Regions from separate parts of the Homo sapiens genome. Here regions 2, 3, 4 and 5 are each linked to region 1. The links are chromatin contacts, found by Hi-C or POLR2A ChIA-PET in ENCODE. All regions are on one chromosome and are shown on one strand. The core of a region is the stretch at or near the end of the contact, and the rest is flanking DNA. Distances in the headings are between cores, read along the strand shown.

Evidence for each region. Hi-C counts contacts between places; a loop is a spot of excess contacts on that map. ChIA-PET counts read pairs that join two places held with the same protein, here RNA polymerase II (POLR2A). Pooled maps may share reads with other maps.
Region 2: a pooled map shows a loop between it and region 1 (13-fold over the local background). The contact joins the promoter of URB1-AS1 here to the promoter of PSMG1 in region 1. A Hi-C loop is called at or near these places in 1 of 37 single-sample maps with no recorded cell type and 7 of 50 pooled maps. POLR2A ChIA-PET finds 5 or more read pairs at or near these places in 1 of 52 experiments (activated T-cell).
Region 3: a pooled map shows a loop between it and region 1 (20-fold over the local background). The contact joins the promoter of EPCIP-AS1 here to the promoter of PSMG1 in region 1. A Hi-C loop is called at or near these places in 6 of 50 pooled maps.
Region 4: a loop to region 1 is called in a map of naive thymus-derived CD4-positive, alpha-beta T cell, with 8 times the contacts of the local background. The contact joins the promoter of GART here to the promoter of PSMG1 in region 1. A Hi-C loop is called at or near these places in 1 of 168 maps with a recorded cell type or tissue (naive thymus-derived CD4-positive, alpha-beta T cell), 1 of 37 single-sample maps with no recorded cell type and 7 of 50 pooled maps.
Region 5: a loop to region 1 is called in a pooled map, with 23 times the contacts of the local background. The contact joins the promoter of CRYZL1 here to the promoter of PSMG1 in region 1. A Hi-C loop is called at or near these places in 2 of 37 single-sample maps with no recorded cell type and 11 of 50 pooled maps.

What each region holds. Positions count from the first base shown.
Region 1 is chr21:39,182,118-39,184,937 of GRCh38, forward strand. It overlaps PSMG1 (proteasome assembly chaperone 1), which reads right to left and starts at 1,334. Exons shown (of 7, transcript NM_003720.4): 1 at 1,135-1,334. The coding sequence starts at 1,268. It also overlaps a transcript of BRWD1 not described here. RefSeq lists silencers at 1,010-1,089, 1,290-1,509.
Region 2 is chr21:32,391,649-32,394,468 of GRCh38, forward strand. URB1-AS1 (URB1 antisense RNA 1 (head to head)) reads left to right here and starts at 1,485. Exons shown (of 1, transcript NR_026845.1): 1 at 1,485-2,312. URB1 (URB1 ribosome biogenesis factor) reads right to left here and starts at 1,364. Exons shown (of 39, transcript NM_014825.3): 1 at 1,121-1,364. The coding sequence starts at 1,262. RefSeq lists enhancers at 630-1,412, 1,272-1,566, 1,413-2,194, 1,717-1,966.
Region 3 is chr21:32,770,663-32,773,482 of GRCh38, forward strand. It overlaps EPCIP-AS1 (EPCIP antisense RNA 1), which reads left to right and starts at 1,438. Exons shown (of 4, transcript NR_024623.1): 1 at 1,438-1,646. It overlaps PAXBP1 (PAX3 and PAX7 binding protein 1), which reads right to left and starts at 1,093. Exons shown (of 18, transcript NM_016631.4): 1 at 664-1,093. The coding sequence starts at 1,006. RefSeq lists an enhancer at 760-1,749.
Region 4 is chr21:33,540,736-33,543,555 of GRCh38, forward strand. GART (phosphoribosylglycinamide formyltransferase, phosphoribosylglycinamide synthetase, phosphoribosylaminoimidazole synthetase) reads right to left here and starts at 1,382. Exons shown (of 22, transcript NM_000819.5): 1 at 1,330-1,382. SON (SON DNA and RNA binding protein) reads left to right here and starts at 2,303. Exons shown (of 12, transcript NM_138927.4): 1 at 2,303-2,434. The coding sequence starts at 2,358. RefSeq lists silencers at 1,258-1,547, 2,588-2,677 and enhancers at 1,698-2,147, 1,712-2,443, 2,348-2,407.
Region 5 is chr21:33,640,291-33,643,110 of GRCh38, forward strand. CRYZL1 (crystallin zeta like 1) reads right to left here and starts at 1,451. Exons shown (of 13, transcript NM_145858.3): 1 at 1,391-1,451. It overlaps ITSN1 (intersectin 1), which reads left to right and starts at 2,211. Exons shown (of 40, transcript NM_003024.3): 1 at 2,211-2,423. RefSeq lists an enhancer at 1,190-1,599 and silencers at 2,070-2,409, 2,420-2,519.

The sequences.
Region 1 (2,820 bases), core at 84-2,583:
ATCTTAGCATCCCTAAAAGTGAGACAGCTGGGGATAGCCTGCAATAAGAAACAGAAAGCACCACTTAGTAGAAGCATTCTTGCCGACAAAACTTTGAATGAGAATCTGACCAAGCCTCCAAATGAACATTCATTTTACAGGACATGCAGGTGATACAAACGTTAAGTGACACCACAACGAAGCTATCAGACAAATTCAGAGTGTGGGGGCACTGGACAAGACAATCAGTCCTGTCTCTTAGGAGGGGTAAGAGGAGGTTGCTCTAAATGAAGTGACACGTCTAAATGTAACCTGTGGACCCTGTTAGGATTCTCATTCACGCAGACCACTGTAAAATGTCATGTTTGAAAAAACTAGGTAAACGTGAGTGAGCATGGACTACAAAATGATACTGGAAAATTAGTATTAGTGTTGTTAGGGGTGATAATAGCATATGTAAGAAAATCCCTAAAACGTTTGAGATGTATTCTGAAAAATGTAGAGGTGAAAGGCCATGATGACTGGAATTCGCTTAGGAGTGGCGGGAGAGAAAATAAACGTGGCAAAATCTTCCTGTTGAATTTACCCGGTTGTGTAGGGGTCAGGGCTCACTTGACTATTTTCTCCCACTTTTTTGTGTTTGGAAACAATTTTTTTAAAGCGTGTTCATCGGCTACTGACACATCATGCTAATTGAAGTGTTGGGTGCAGGTTTAAAAAGTTTCGAGGGAATTGGTGTGTCCGTGAACAATCCACGACAAACGTGGTGGGGCCCGCGGGAGCGCTGCGGCCCAAGACAGTGTGACAAGCGGGAAGATCACGAGTCCGCAAGACACCAAGCCTCCAGAAATGCTCCAGAAACGCTCCAGAAAGCCTTTAAAGAACGGATTTGAACCCAGCCCTCCCACAGCGGCTTCACCCTGGACTCCACGAAACGCCAGCAGATCCACGCGAGAACCACACACACCTGGGGCTGGCGCCGCTGGACGCCGCGGCTTCACGGAGACCCAGGGCCCAAGCAGAGCCAAGGAGCGGCGGCAACCGCGGGGGCCACTCGGAAGACCGCGGAGCCCCGGCCTTAGGCGCCGTCGCGGCTGCCAGGCCCGCGCACCTTCCAGCTGCGGTGAGCGCGCTGCCCTTATCCCGGTGCCTCACCTCTTCCGCGCCAGCTGCAGACGCACCTCCCTGTCCTCGGGCGTCTCCCTCCGCCCCTCCTCCTCCTCCTCTTCGTCCTCAGTCCCAGCTCGGCACGGCGCCTTCACCACCTCTCCGAAGAACGTGGCCGCCATAGCCGCCCCGTGACCGGCTGGACACAACTGCAGCGCCGCGGGACCGCACGCCGGCTTGCGCGAGACCACGCTCCCTCACCGCGCGGGCAATAAGTCCCGCCCCGCACAGGCCACGCCCTCCGCGCACAGCCCAAGCTCGCGGCCACACCCCCACCGCGCGGGCGCTACGTCCCGCCCCGCACAGGGCTCGCTCCCAGGCACACCCTGAGCTCGCGGCCACGCCCTCTACACCGCCCGCCCGCGCTGTCATGCCCTGGGCCAGCAGTCCCCGCAGCTTTTTTGTTTTTAAATTACAGATTGGGGGAGGGGGTCTCGCTATGTTGCCCAGACTGGTCTCGAACTCCAGGACTCTAGCGATCGTCCTCCTTAGACCTCCCAAAGTGCTTGGATTACAGGCCTCAGCCACCGCGTCCGGCCCCCAAAGGCTTTCATTCGCAGCTTGAGCCCTGCGGGCGCCAGGAGGTGGGAGGACTGCGGGCTAGAGGGGCAGGGGGCGAGAGGAGGGCGGGGCCTCCGTTCGTGGCGGTAGCGGAACCAGGGGTGCAGGGGCGGAGCCAGCGCCGCTGGCCGTGGCGTCCGGGAGCTGTGGGGCCGTCCCCTCATCGTCCGTTTCCATTTTCCTTCTGCGTTAGGAGAGACTGGGGTAGCATTAGTGTACTGAGCACCCGCTCCAAATTTCGACTGCCCAGGTAGGTGGCGGCGCGGTGGTACTGAGGGCCCCCGTAGCCAGGCGCGCCCTCAGACAGCGGGCACGGGCGGACGCAAGGGCAGCAAGAAATACAGCGCTTCGTGGTGGTATAAAAACGAGACCTTTACTCTGGCAATAGGAATTCACATTTCAAAAGCTGATGATTGTCAAGGCGATTTAAAAAACATTTTTATGAGTGTAAAAAATAGTGTTTTAAAGTTGGCCATTTTCTAATACAAAATGTTTCTTTTTAAATAGCCTTTAATAAGCAGAATGTGTGATTGTTCTTTAATTGGTTCTCTTTAAAATGTGCTGGAAGACAAAGTTCGAGGAGCACTGTTTCAAGCAAGAGAAAAAGGGGACATAATTTAAATGAAAATGAAAATATGCAGTAATGCAATGAAAAAACCGTTTCCTAGATTTAGTTGTACCGAAATACATGACATCGCCTGCATTTTGTGACTTTGTCAGTAGTCACGAAGGTAAGTACTACTTTGGGGTCAGAGAGAGCCTGTTGAGATAAAATCTCAAAGCTGTTAGAAACATTTTAAGATGTGGAAAGATAATCAACAAAATCATTTACATAAAATTAGTACTTAGCAGATGTACACATCTGCAAAAATAAAGTGAGTTTGGAAGCAAAATTTGAACATTTAGCAATAAAATTAAGACGAAATTGCTAGCCAGTAAGAGCTTAGGAAACTGGATATCCTTAGTGAGATAGAATAAACAAGATCACCACAATGATGTTTTAAAACATTAGGACTCCTGGGTTAACTGGTCTATTATGATGATGGAACTGCAGAATAAAAAGGTTGTTTGGGCACCACTTGTCTTAGTCCTTTTGTTAATTTGTCATTTTTA
Region 2 (2,820 bases), core at 235-2,734, 6.8 Mb before region 1:
ATAAATAACTCTATGCTAACTAAGTATCATCTTCCTAGCTGTGACTAGCAAGTACAGGTATAGGTATCAAAGTTTAAAAACAGGCCAGGTGTGGTGGCTCATACCTATACTCCCAGCCCTTTGAGAAGACAAGGTGGGAAGATTGCTTGAGACTGGGAGTTCGAGGGCAGCCTGGACAACATAGTGAGATTCCATCTCTACAAAAAGTAAAAAAAAAAAAAAAAACATAGCTGGGCATGGTGTTGTGCACCTACAATCTCAGCTACTTGGGAGGCTGAGGTGGGAGGACAGCTTAAGCCCAGAAGTTCAAGGCTGCAGTGAGCTATGATAGTGCCACTGCACTTCAGCCTGGGCAACAGAGCAAGACCCTGTCGTTTAAAAAAAAAAATGAGGACAAAAATTGGAAGTTGAAGATATTTTGGCCATTAATTTAATCGTTTATTTAACCTGGGAGAAAAACTGCCACTGTTTTATTTTAGAGCAATGCTTCCACATGGCAACACGTTCAATTGCGTTTTTCCCAAACCATGTTACTTTCCAAACGATTACAAGTAGTCGCGAAGGGTGGTCACACTTTACAAAAAGTGTAATTAAATTATAGAGTCGGCTACATCTCAGTCACTGGCCCATTCCTGGTCAACTGACAAGTAGCTGTGGTGGCTTCTAGTAGCTTGTTACAAGTCATCAAGTCAGTATGAGTGTTGGGGGATGGAAGCTATTGAAAACGGTGCTGACGGCCCAAGGAGTAGCAAACTGTCTCATGAACCGTCCTGAGCCGACTCAGTAAGGACTCAATAGAGAAGGACACTTCATTTACTTCCCTGACAACTGCAATAAAGAGGTTTTAGAGCTCGCTGAGGGATGCTGCCTGGGCAAGGGAAATAAATGTGTTGTAACATGAAACGGTCCCAATCAAGCAAGTCGGGGCCCTCTCGCTGTCGCCGACAGTCCAGAGCAAGGAAGTACACAGCAGTCCTGAACCTCAGTTTTCTGCAAACCAGAGGCTTGCCACTGAGCCTATGTGACCCGAAAGCTGCAGAAAGGAGAGGCTGTGCCCGGCACACGGAGGCCGCCTCGCCAGCCTGTGCTCCCGACCCTGCGCCTGCCGCCCCGGACTCACCTGGCCCGGGGCCCTGCGGGTCCTTCAGCTGAGCCTTGAACCGCACGCCCGTGAGCTCTTCTTTGCGGGCGCGCTTGGCTGCACCCGCGGAGGAAGCCGCGCCGTCCTGGCCGCCCGAGGCCTTCCTCTTGGGGACCCCCATGGCCGAGAGGGCGGAAGCGCGACGGAAACGACACACCTGAGGGGACCCGGCAGGAGCACTGGCACAGACAGCAGACACGCGCTTCAGGCCCACATGGCGCAGGAAGAGGCGGGGCTGGCGGAAGAGGCGGGGCTGGCGGAAGAGGCGGGGCTCGGGGAAAGGCCGGCGGAAGGGGCCGACCCGCGCGAGGCTGGGACCGGCGGAAGGGGCGTGGCCTGCAGAAGGGGCGGGGCGATAGGGATCCAGAGTCTTGGGGATCCAGAGTCTTGGGGCTCCATGTGAGTTTGCTGTACCGGTTGTCCCGGTCACGGCATGGGGCGAGCGGACACTCCACGACACCCCCCGCCCCCGGCTGCAGGGTTTGGGGTCCACCGGGGCGCATTTCTGATCCCAGTGGCTCTTCGGGTGCTCTTGGCCGGAAGAACTCCCAGACCTTTCACTCCTGGCCTGGCCGATCCACGAAGACTCGGGCCCCGGCGCGTCCAAGCAGCACAATGAGTAGTTCTTGACCCGAGGTCGCCCTGAAGGTGTCGCATGAAGAGCTTGCTTCACACACAACAGGATTCGATACTTTGCCAATTCAAGGCCCTGGTGGCTGGCCGGGAAGGTGGATTCGCCTTGGCTAGGTGCCAGGCAGGTCCGCCTGTGCGGGTGCCCCTGACTTCGACCCCTAGCTTATGTCACAGCCCGAACCAGATCGACTGGTCTGGTAGCAGCCTGTCACTCCAGACTGTCCTCCACCCCAGACTTCCGCAAACTGATGGGCTCTTTGCGCCGTGCAGGGTGGGAGGAGAAGACCAAACGAAGTAACGTCTGTAAAACCCCTTCCTGGACAGCGTAAGGCCTCCACATCTAAGTTCCTGTCATTAAAATGGAGACAGCAAAGCCGACCCTATCCAGTCCTTGGGACTGTTATGAACAGAAAATGATGCAATGTATGAAAAACTGCTTTGAGGAGAAAAACAACACAGTGTGTTTTTGGAAGATGTGATTGATTTGTAAACCGCATTAAATGCTCTGAAATAAAATGAAAGTAAAAATAAGTAAAAACAGGCTGGTACATATTTTAATACGACTTCATCGATACTTAGGTATGTGTCCAAATAAATCATGAACCAGCGCATTAGATAAGTAACTTGGTGATTACTGAAATTCTCCATCAGGTTGTCCTCTAGTCTAAGAAAATTGTGTTTCATATTCTGTAAGCAGATGTGTTTTGAACATCTGAGGATGTGGGCTTTTGTGGCCTGTTGGGGTCTCAGAGTTTCTAGTAGAAAAAGCACGTGTGTTGACGCTGAGCCTCTGTCCCGACAAGATGATTGTGCCTGTGGAGATGTCTATGTTGTAGGCAGGTCAGAGAGAGGGTGTCACCCCTAGCAGATATGAGCTAATGCAGCAATGTTAAGAGAGGGGAATATGCTCAAAAAGTCATCTGTAAAAGGCAACACTCATTAGTGAATACAGACTTAATTCTGACTGATTATCCACACTGGTCCTCTTCTTTGGTTAATCGCTAACCACCAACTTTGTTTTCTGCCATGGTGGTCCCAACCAAAAA
Region 3 (2,820 bases), core at 188-2,687, 6.4 Mb before region 1:
ACTGCAGCCTGGCCTCCCACAGGAATTGGAGAAACTACCTTGCTTTTACTATTTTTACACCGTCTCGCTTCACTGTTCCCAAAGTCAGTGCGAAGAAGGCTGGGTATCTGCTACCCCTAATTACTTTTATGGGTAAACTGAGGCTCAGCGACTGCAAGGGACTGGCCCAAGGTCACTCAGAACCAGAGCTGCAACTCCAGGCTTCTGTTCCCTCTCCTAGTATTCCTTTTTACAAACTCGGCCTTCATGGTCGAGGATGCCTGGACAGAGCATCCAAGAAGTGTGGGCGCAGTGACCTGCAGAGGGCTCGGAAAGCATGCCAAGAGCAGCCAGGGGACCCACACCAAGTTGGCCCTGAAACACGCCAGGCAGAAAAGAGGCAGGACAGGGAACACCGAATTTCCCCTGAAACACTCTGAATGCCTGATCTGAGCTCCGGCCCCGTGGCAGAGGAGGTGGTTAAGAAAAGGCTGGGGGCAGCGCGGGAACGCGTCCCTTGCCCGAGCAGAAGGCCGGAGGCTGGGGAAGATTCGCAGCCGGTCGGACGGCAGGGGACTCCGTTCCAGGGCTCCGGGGCTGGGCGTCCAGAGAATACGGGGGCGGGGGACGGGGGCCTGCGTCGGGGATGCGGCCGTCTAAGGGCGTCCGAAGCGCGCACTTTACCTTCCTCCTCGTCCTGGAAGCTGAGCAGGCTGGCCCGGGGCACCTCTTTGTTCTCGCGAGGCCTCTTGCGCGGCTTCAGCCCGTTGCCGGGCTCCGCGCCGCCGGGGAAGCCGCCCCCGGCCTCAGCCCCGAGGCCCGGGGTCAGCGCGGAAGGCGGCGACGGCCCCGGGCCCAGCAGCGACTCCCCGCCAGGGGCCCTGTCGCCGCCACCGGGGCCCGCCTCTTCGCCCGTGCCCGGCGGCGGCAACAACGGCGGCGGCTCCTGCTCCTCATCGCGTTCCCGCTCTTCCTCTTCGGAGTCGTTCCGCTTGCGCACGTTCACCCGCCGGGCCTTTCGGAACATCCCCGCGGCCCGCACGGCGGTCGAATACTCGCTTCCACACCGCGGCCCCGGCAGCGCCGAGCTCGTGACGGCGCACGCGCGCTCTCCGGAGCTCCAGCCGGGTCGAGTCCTCTGTTGCTACCGCGCACCCCACGAGCGCGCATGCGCCTATGCTCCCACGCGCTCTCAATACTTGGAGAAAGAGAGAGAGTGAGAGAGAGAGAGAGAGAGAGAGAGAGAGAGAGAGAGAGAGAGAGAGAGAGAGAGAGAGAGAGAGAGAGAGAGAGAGAGAGAGAGAGAGCGAGAGAGAGAGAGAGAGAGAGAGCGAGAGAGAGAGAGAGAGCCCCACACCTCTCGCGAGAGCGTCGGCTCTTTGCATCGCTCTCTGTCGGAGTGGAGTACTATTAGCATGGAACTCTGGTGTTGTTTGACAGGTCACAAAGAGGATCATAGAGATGAGAAGAAAGAGTAGGCTCTGTTGTCCCTCAGACGGCGCTGCTGCAGTGCGTCTTCGCACTTACGCGGAGCGGTAATGTGAGGAAGCCTCCCGCCAAACAGATGAGGGAGGAGGAGGAGGGGAGAGGCCAGAGAGAGAAGCGGCTTTCGGGAAGGAAAGTGTGATCTAGTAGGTGGAATAGTCCTCTCCAAACTTTGACCTGAGGTGTGACTATTGGTAATTACTAGTTATTCTTGAGTAATACTTTGTATTTCTACAGCTTTATAGCTACAGAGCTCTTAGAAAGACATTGAATTTTATTTATGATACAATGTTACTTCAAAGACATTGAATTTCATTTATGGTACAATGTTACTTCAAAGACATTGAATTTCAGTTATGATACAATGTTACCTGGCTTGATGTCCCCCGTTCCCCAGTCTTTCAGGAACAAGGAAAGCAAAAGTGTTTCCGTGTTTTCTAAAGAATGCCAAGTTTGCAAGCAATTCTATGACTAAATACTTTCCAAAGCTTAGTGAGTTTCAGAAACAAGTGGAAGGAAAATAGAGCAGGGGGTGGGGAAGGTTGTGACAGTTCTCAGACTTGCGTGACAAAGCCCTCGCTGGCCACACCTTCACAGGGTGATTGCGCCTAAGGTTGAACTCACCGGCTTTCCCTATCTCATCACCGAACTAGAAGTTTTTCCTTCGGGCATGCACCTGTGCATGCGAATTCATTTTGATGTTTCGAAATTAAAAGGGTATTCGGTAGAGTGAAAAAAATCCACCCATGTCTGGAAGGCTGTTCACTTCCTCAGTGGCAATGTTAACAGTTTCTTATGATCCTCTAAAGATGTTCCATGAACATAAAAGCAAATAAATATGCATATTTTAATGTGTTCCCCTTTTTACACAGATGGTGTGTAAGCTGCATTTTTAGCCTACCGTAGATTGGAGATCGGCCCATATCTGTATATGAAGGGTTGTGTTTTTTTGGTTTTTTGTTTGTTTGTTTTGAGACTAAATTTCGCTCTTGTCGCCCAGGCTAGAGTGCAATGGCGCGATCTCCGCTCACTGCAATCTCCGCCTCCCAGGTTCAAGTGATTCTTCTGCCTCAGCCTCCCTAGTAGCTGGGATTACAGGCACGTGCCACCACGCCCAGCTAATTTATTTTGTATTTTTGTATTTCACTCTGTTGGCCAGGATGATCTCAATCTCTTGACTTCGTGATCCGCCCGCCTCAGTCTCCCAAAGTGCTGGGATTACAGGCGTGAGCCACCGCGCACGGCCGTCTATTTTTTTTTTTAACCCACCTGCGTAGTGATTCATTGTTGGGATATACCGTAATTTATTTAACCAGTTCCATAAACATTGATATTTAGATTATTTCTAGTCTTAAT
Region 4 (2,820 bases), core at 132-2,631, 5.6 Mb before region 1:
TTTTGATGATGTTGGGATTACATATTTTAAGAAAAATGTAAGCTGACAATATACAAAACTAACATTTTTTTGAGCACTTAACCTTGGGCAGGGTACTATTTAAAATGCTTGTCATGAAAGAATCCTATGAGGGAGATACTATTACTATCACCAATTTGCAGATAAGACAAGGAGGCCCAGATAGGTAAATAACTTGCTGGAGGTCACACAGGTAAGAGGGGGTGGAGCCTAACAGAAGCAATTTTGCTTCAGATTCTCTCAACAAGTGAAACGATGATCATTGAAAATTTGAGAAAGGAAAAAAAAAAACCCTGTTAAATTACAGTCTCGGAAGGAACAGCTACTTTAGTGTAACGGGAAAACACATTTTACTTGCCATGTGTATCTGAAATAAACAGATTTTTTATTTTATTTATTTATTTATTTGTTTAGACAGTCTCTCTCTGTCGCCCAGGCTGGAGGGCAGTGGTGTGATCTCAGCTCACTACAACCTCCGCCTCCCGGGTTCAAGCGATTCTCTTGCCTCACAGCCTCCCAAGTAGCTGGGATTACGGGCGTGCGCCGCCACGCCAGGCGAATTTTTGTATTTTTAGTAGCGACGGGGTTTCACTACGTTGGCCAGGCTGGTCTCGAACTCCTGACCTCCAATGGTCAACCCACCTTGGCCTCCCAAGTGCTGGGATTACATCACATCCGGCCAGAAATAAACAGATCTTTAAATCTAGAGCAAATGTTACATCTTTAGTTTGAATATAGCAGTAGTGTGGGAAAATTCTGTTTACTCTAGTGGATCACTGAAAATAGCCTTACTACCCAGTGGTGAGGACGCCTGGGCTCCTGAGTCTCACACAGCGCCTTGGCCTGGGTAGAGACGCTGCCCCATACTAGCAGGAAGACCTTGGGGGACTTCACTAACCTTGGGCCTCATTCCTCAGAATGGGTAACATAAGCAGAATAAGACAGGCAAATAAAGCCGTATCAGAGGATATGGAGAATAAAGTAGAAACCAACTACAAAATTAACCAAGTAATCTGCCAGAGACAACGGGTGCATAAAGAGAAAGTACACCAATTTAGGGTTATGTCCTAAAAATGTATAAAGACACAAAAAGGCCTTGACATCTTAGAAAACAGGAAAAGTAAAAGAGCAAATAGAAACCAGCTAACAGTAGCAAGTGAAAAGCACATGGCCAACCCCCACCCACCGCATTTACAAACAACAGGAAAATTTCTACAAATCAGTTTCTATGGTTTCACTCAGTTCGCGATCTTAAATCCCCAAACCAAAGCCTAAGCGCGCTCCGTGTAAAAGCGGAGGGGGTTTACGCACCGACACCGGGTGGCCACCTGGTTCCCGCTTGCCCGCTCGCCGGAAGTCGGCCCACCGGGACCGGCGCGGGACCAGCGCGGCACCGCCCCTCACTGCCCCGCCCTACGACGGCTTCCCTGCCCCATTGGTCCGCGCGGCCCTGGGTCTCCGCGGCGAGAATCTAGTCTGATTCCCTCCCGCCCTGGGCGCTGCCTGACTGCTCCCCAGCCGAGACACCCAAGCCTTAGCACGTTTATAATGTGACAGTGGTACGGGGTGCCACGCAGTGTTTCCAGGAGCGCCGGGGGGGAGCGCCAAAATGCTAAACCCATTCTTAGCCAATTGTGCGCCGCTCACGAGTCAGAGCTGAGCAGCTACCGCGGAAAAATCTCGTGACACGCCTGACTCCTGATGAGACTAAAATGCACCGGGCTTTGAATGCCGGTCGCTTAGGACATCCGGCCTATTGCTAAAAAAAAAAATGAGGCTGGTTATAGAACGCACTGGGGAAGACACAGGGCAACAGCGAGTTCCTCCTCTCACATGCCAGTGGGGGCGGGGGCTGAAAAATTCTCTCCCGGATGCATATCCCTGTCGAAACTGAACTTGGCGCCACCTGAGAGCGCCTGAAAGCCGTGTGTTAAACACCGGGTTGCCCTTCTTGCTCTTCTTCCTCTTCGCCTTTAATCTCAGGCACTTAGCAAGCCTGTTAAGGCTCCCAAACACTGCTGGGGACTGACAACTTATGCGGACACGGTCGCCTCAAGAGAGACGGCTCCTGTAATGGCGCCTGCGTCAGACACTAACATGGCGGACATAGTCGTGCGCGGCGCAAACGTCAGCACCTCTACCCCAGCCGCTCAGAAACAGCAGAGGAGAGCAGGGCCGTGCTCACTGATTGGTCCCTCGGTGGAGCGGGCCGGACCGGGCATTCCCTTTGGAGCCAATCAGGAAGGCGAGAGACCGAATTGGCCCGTGCGCCTCCTCCCGAGGCATGCTGGGAGCCTGGAGGACTAGCGAGGAGGAGTTGAGAGAACGGAGCGGACGCCATGGCGACCAACATCGAGCAGATTTTTAGGTCTTTCGTGGTCAGTAAATTCCGGGAAATTCAACAGGAGCTTTCCAGGTAAACGCCTCCCAGATTCTTCTGCTCCCAACGGACCGTTAGGCCCTCACCTAGCCTTCTTTGGCACCTTTCTTCGGAGACGCAGTCGTTCCCCGGCTCAGGCCCCGCTAGGGCCCCGCCTGGGCCTGGGATCCATTTTCCGGGCCCCCCCCAACCGCCCCCCCAGCCGCTCCCTTCCTTTTCCCTCGAGGAACTTCGCCTTTTCCGAGGTAACCCAAGACTCCCTGTTTCAGAACCGAGTTAAGATGTTCACCCTTCTCCCCTGTTTGGGTCCCCCCTGCCGTTTAGCTACTCGTAGGCCCGGTTGTCCGCCAGGGACGGGCCTAGTTCCTTCCTCAGCTCCTCCTCCGCCGCCGCGTATCCCCTCCCCCTCTCGCCTCCGCGGA
Region 5 (2,820 bases), core at 201-2,700, 5.5 Mb before region 1:
TCCCCTGCTGTAAGCTGGAACAGAGGCATCGATAAGGGAAATTAGTGATAAAAGGTAGTAATTATACACTGCAATGGCTGCGGGATCTGATTTAGAAGTCATAACTGACCCGAGTTTGAATCGGGGCTTTCCTACTTATTAGCGGTATGACTTTGGGCTACTTAATTTTAACCTTTCTGGGCCTGAGATCCCATATCTTAGATAATAATAGCAGTTATCTCAGAGGGTTGCCATAAGGATTAAATAATACCTGCAAAGCACTCAGCGCAACATCATACTTTCAGAAATGTTGGCTATTTTGACTATTATTTCTGTAAATTGGGCACATCTCAATTACAGAGAATCTCTAAAGTAGTTCTGAATCCCATCTCATAGAGTTGCAAAGGGTTTGGTCAATGCAACCTTATTTTTCCCACCTTTTAATTTCTGCAGTAGGCTACTGTAGCAGCCACTAGCACAGGTGGCTATTGAGCACTCCAACTGTGTCTAGTCGGAATTGAGATGCGCTGTTAAGTGGAAAATACACATCAGATTTTGAAGATTTAATTTTGAAGAATTAATTTTTTAATTTAATTTTGAAGATTTAATACGAAGAAAAGAACGTAAAATCTCAATTTTTAAATATTTGTTTAAGCGTTGAAATGATAATGTCTCAGATATACTAGGCTAAATGAAACATATAATTAAAATTAATTTCACGTGTTTCTTTTCACTTTTTAAATGTAGCTACCCCAAAATTAAAATGACATAAGGGACTCGCATTATATTTGTACTGGACAGAGTTCAGGTAAAACCTTTCTACTCATAACGTGGACAGCAGCACCTGGGAGCTTCTTAGAAACGCAGATGTTCGGCCCCGACCCAGACCTATCCCAAGGCGATGCTTACATCTCGCTCCAGATGATTCCGCCGTTTAGCATAATGAAGAGGGCCGATCTGGCTCAAAAGCCACATACAGCGAATAACTACTAACTGCTTTCCGAAAACAGCAAAGTGATGAGGAAGAAAGAAGTGGCTGAGAAGAAGTAACAGAGAAAGAAAAAGACACTCAAATTCTAGGAACAAGAAGCAGAGGAGAAAAACCCAACCTGGGAGATTAAGTGGAAGGGCACTCCCAGACCTCTGCCTCCATAAAAGTAGAGGGAGATGCAAACTGAGATAAGACCTACAATCAAAACCCGTCAAGGTCCAGGAAACTGTCCCTCAAATCTAGTCTTACCCACCCCTCAGCGGCCTCAGCTAAGCTAGGCCTGGGCCCGAACAAGTCCCAGGTTAGGGTTCGACGCGAACCACCATCCTCCCCAGGGCTGCACGGTTCTGTGGGGCATCTCTCCACCTTTCGCTTAAAGGCCCGTTTCCCAAGACACAGGACGCGTTTCCCGGGGCTCACCTGCCTCTGAGCCGCCCCAACGGCCTGCACCTTCACCACCGCCACCTTCCAGTCCTTCGTCAGAGAGCCCGCCCCCTGCTCCCATTGGTCAGGCCGCTCGTCACTCCTGAAGGGCGGGGTCGGACTCGCGAGGCTGTCCAGAACGCCATGGCAACCGGTCTCGGAACTACATCTCCCGTCATGTTCCGCTCGGGGGCGGAGAAAGAGGCGAGGCCCCGCCCCAAGGACTACCAATAAATGGGCGAAGTTGGAATCGCCCGGATGGGTTCCGTTTTATGCAAATTTTAGCCGAAGACCACACCCTTCCTCATTCCAACCATAGGCCCGGCCAACCCCTTTGGGTTGTGCTTCGCCTTTTTCCTTTCCACATTATTCTCTCCTTGAAAACCTCCAATAATTAAGTCAATTAAGTGCATCCTATCTAGTGTCTCTCACGGCAACGAGCAGATGCACCGAAATCGTGCAACAAAATCTCCATAAACCACGATAGGCAACCTCAGACCATAAATCTCCTGTTACGCCTACATGGGGAGGAGGGGGAGAGTGCTAATCCTGCCCCCACACAGCCCCTGCTGATTGGCTCATTCGGCTTGTCACTCTGTTGTCTTACATTTCTTTGGCTCACCCTCTTTGGGTTCGCACGGTGGGCGGGGCCAGTGGTAGGGGGTGGTGAGAAGGTGCGGGCCCCTTCTTCCAATTGGCTGGCGGTTTCCCCACCCACTTATGGGCGGAGATGGATGGTGGATGGGGGGCGGGGGAGGCAGCGGAGGGAGATGAGGAGATAGGCGGGAGCGAGGGAGCGAGGGAGGGAGCGAAGGAGGTAGAGAAGAGTGGAGGCGCCAGGGGAGGGAGCGTAGCTTGGTTGCTCCGTAGTACGGCGGCTCGCGAGGAAGAATCCCGAGCGGGCTCCGGGACGGACAGAGAGGCGGGCGGGGATGGTGTGCGGGGCTGCGGCTCCTGCGTCCCTCCCAGCGGCGCGTGAGCGGCACTGATTTGTCCCTGGGGCGGCAGCGCGGACCCGCCCGGAGATGAGGTGAGGAGAGGGCTGCAAGGCGGCGGCCTGGACCACGGGCGGCTGCAGCGGGGGCGGGGGTCGGCGCGGGGGTCTGCGCGATGGCTGCCCGGGGCATCCGTCCCGCGCCCGGCGCTTGTCTCCCCGGCCGCCCTTAGCCCCTCGCCGCGCGCCCGAGAGACGGCAGCGGCTGCCCCTCTGCCTTGTCCTTCCCGTCCTCGGGGGTGGCGGCGGAGTGGCGGGCGGACCCGCACTGGGAGGCCGGGGGCCGCGGTGGGCCGTGGGGTGGCGGCCGCGGGACGGGCGTGGGGATGAATGGGCGCCGCGGCCCCGCCGCCGAGCGGGCTCCCTCCTCTCGCGGGGACCCCGGGCGGCCGCTCCTTCCCGGGCTGACCTCGCTGCCCTCGGCCGCCGGCGA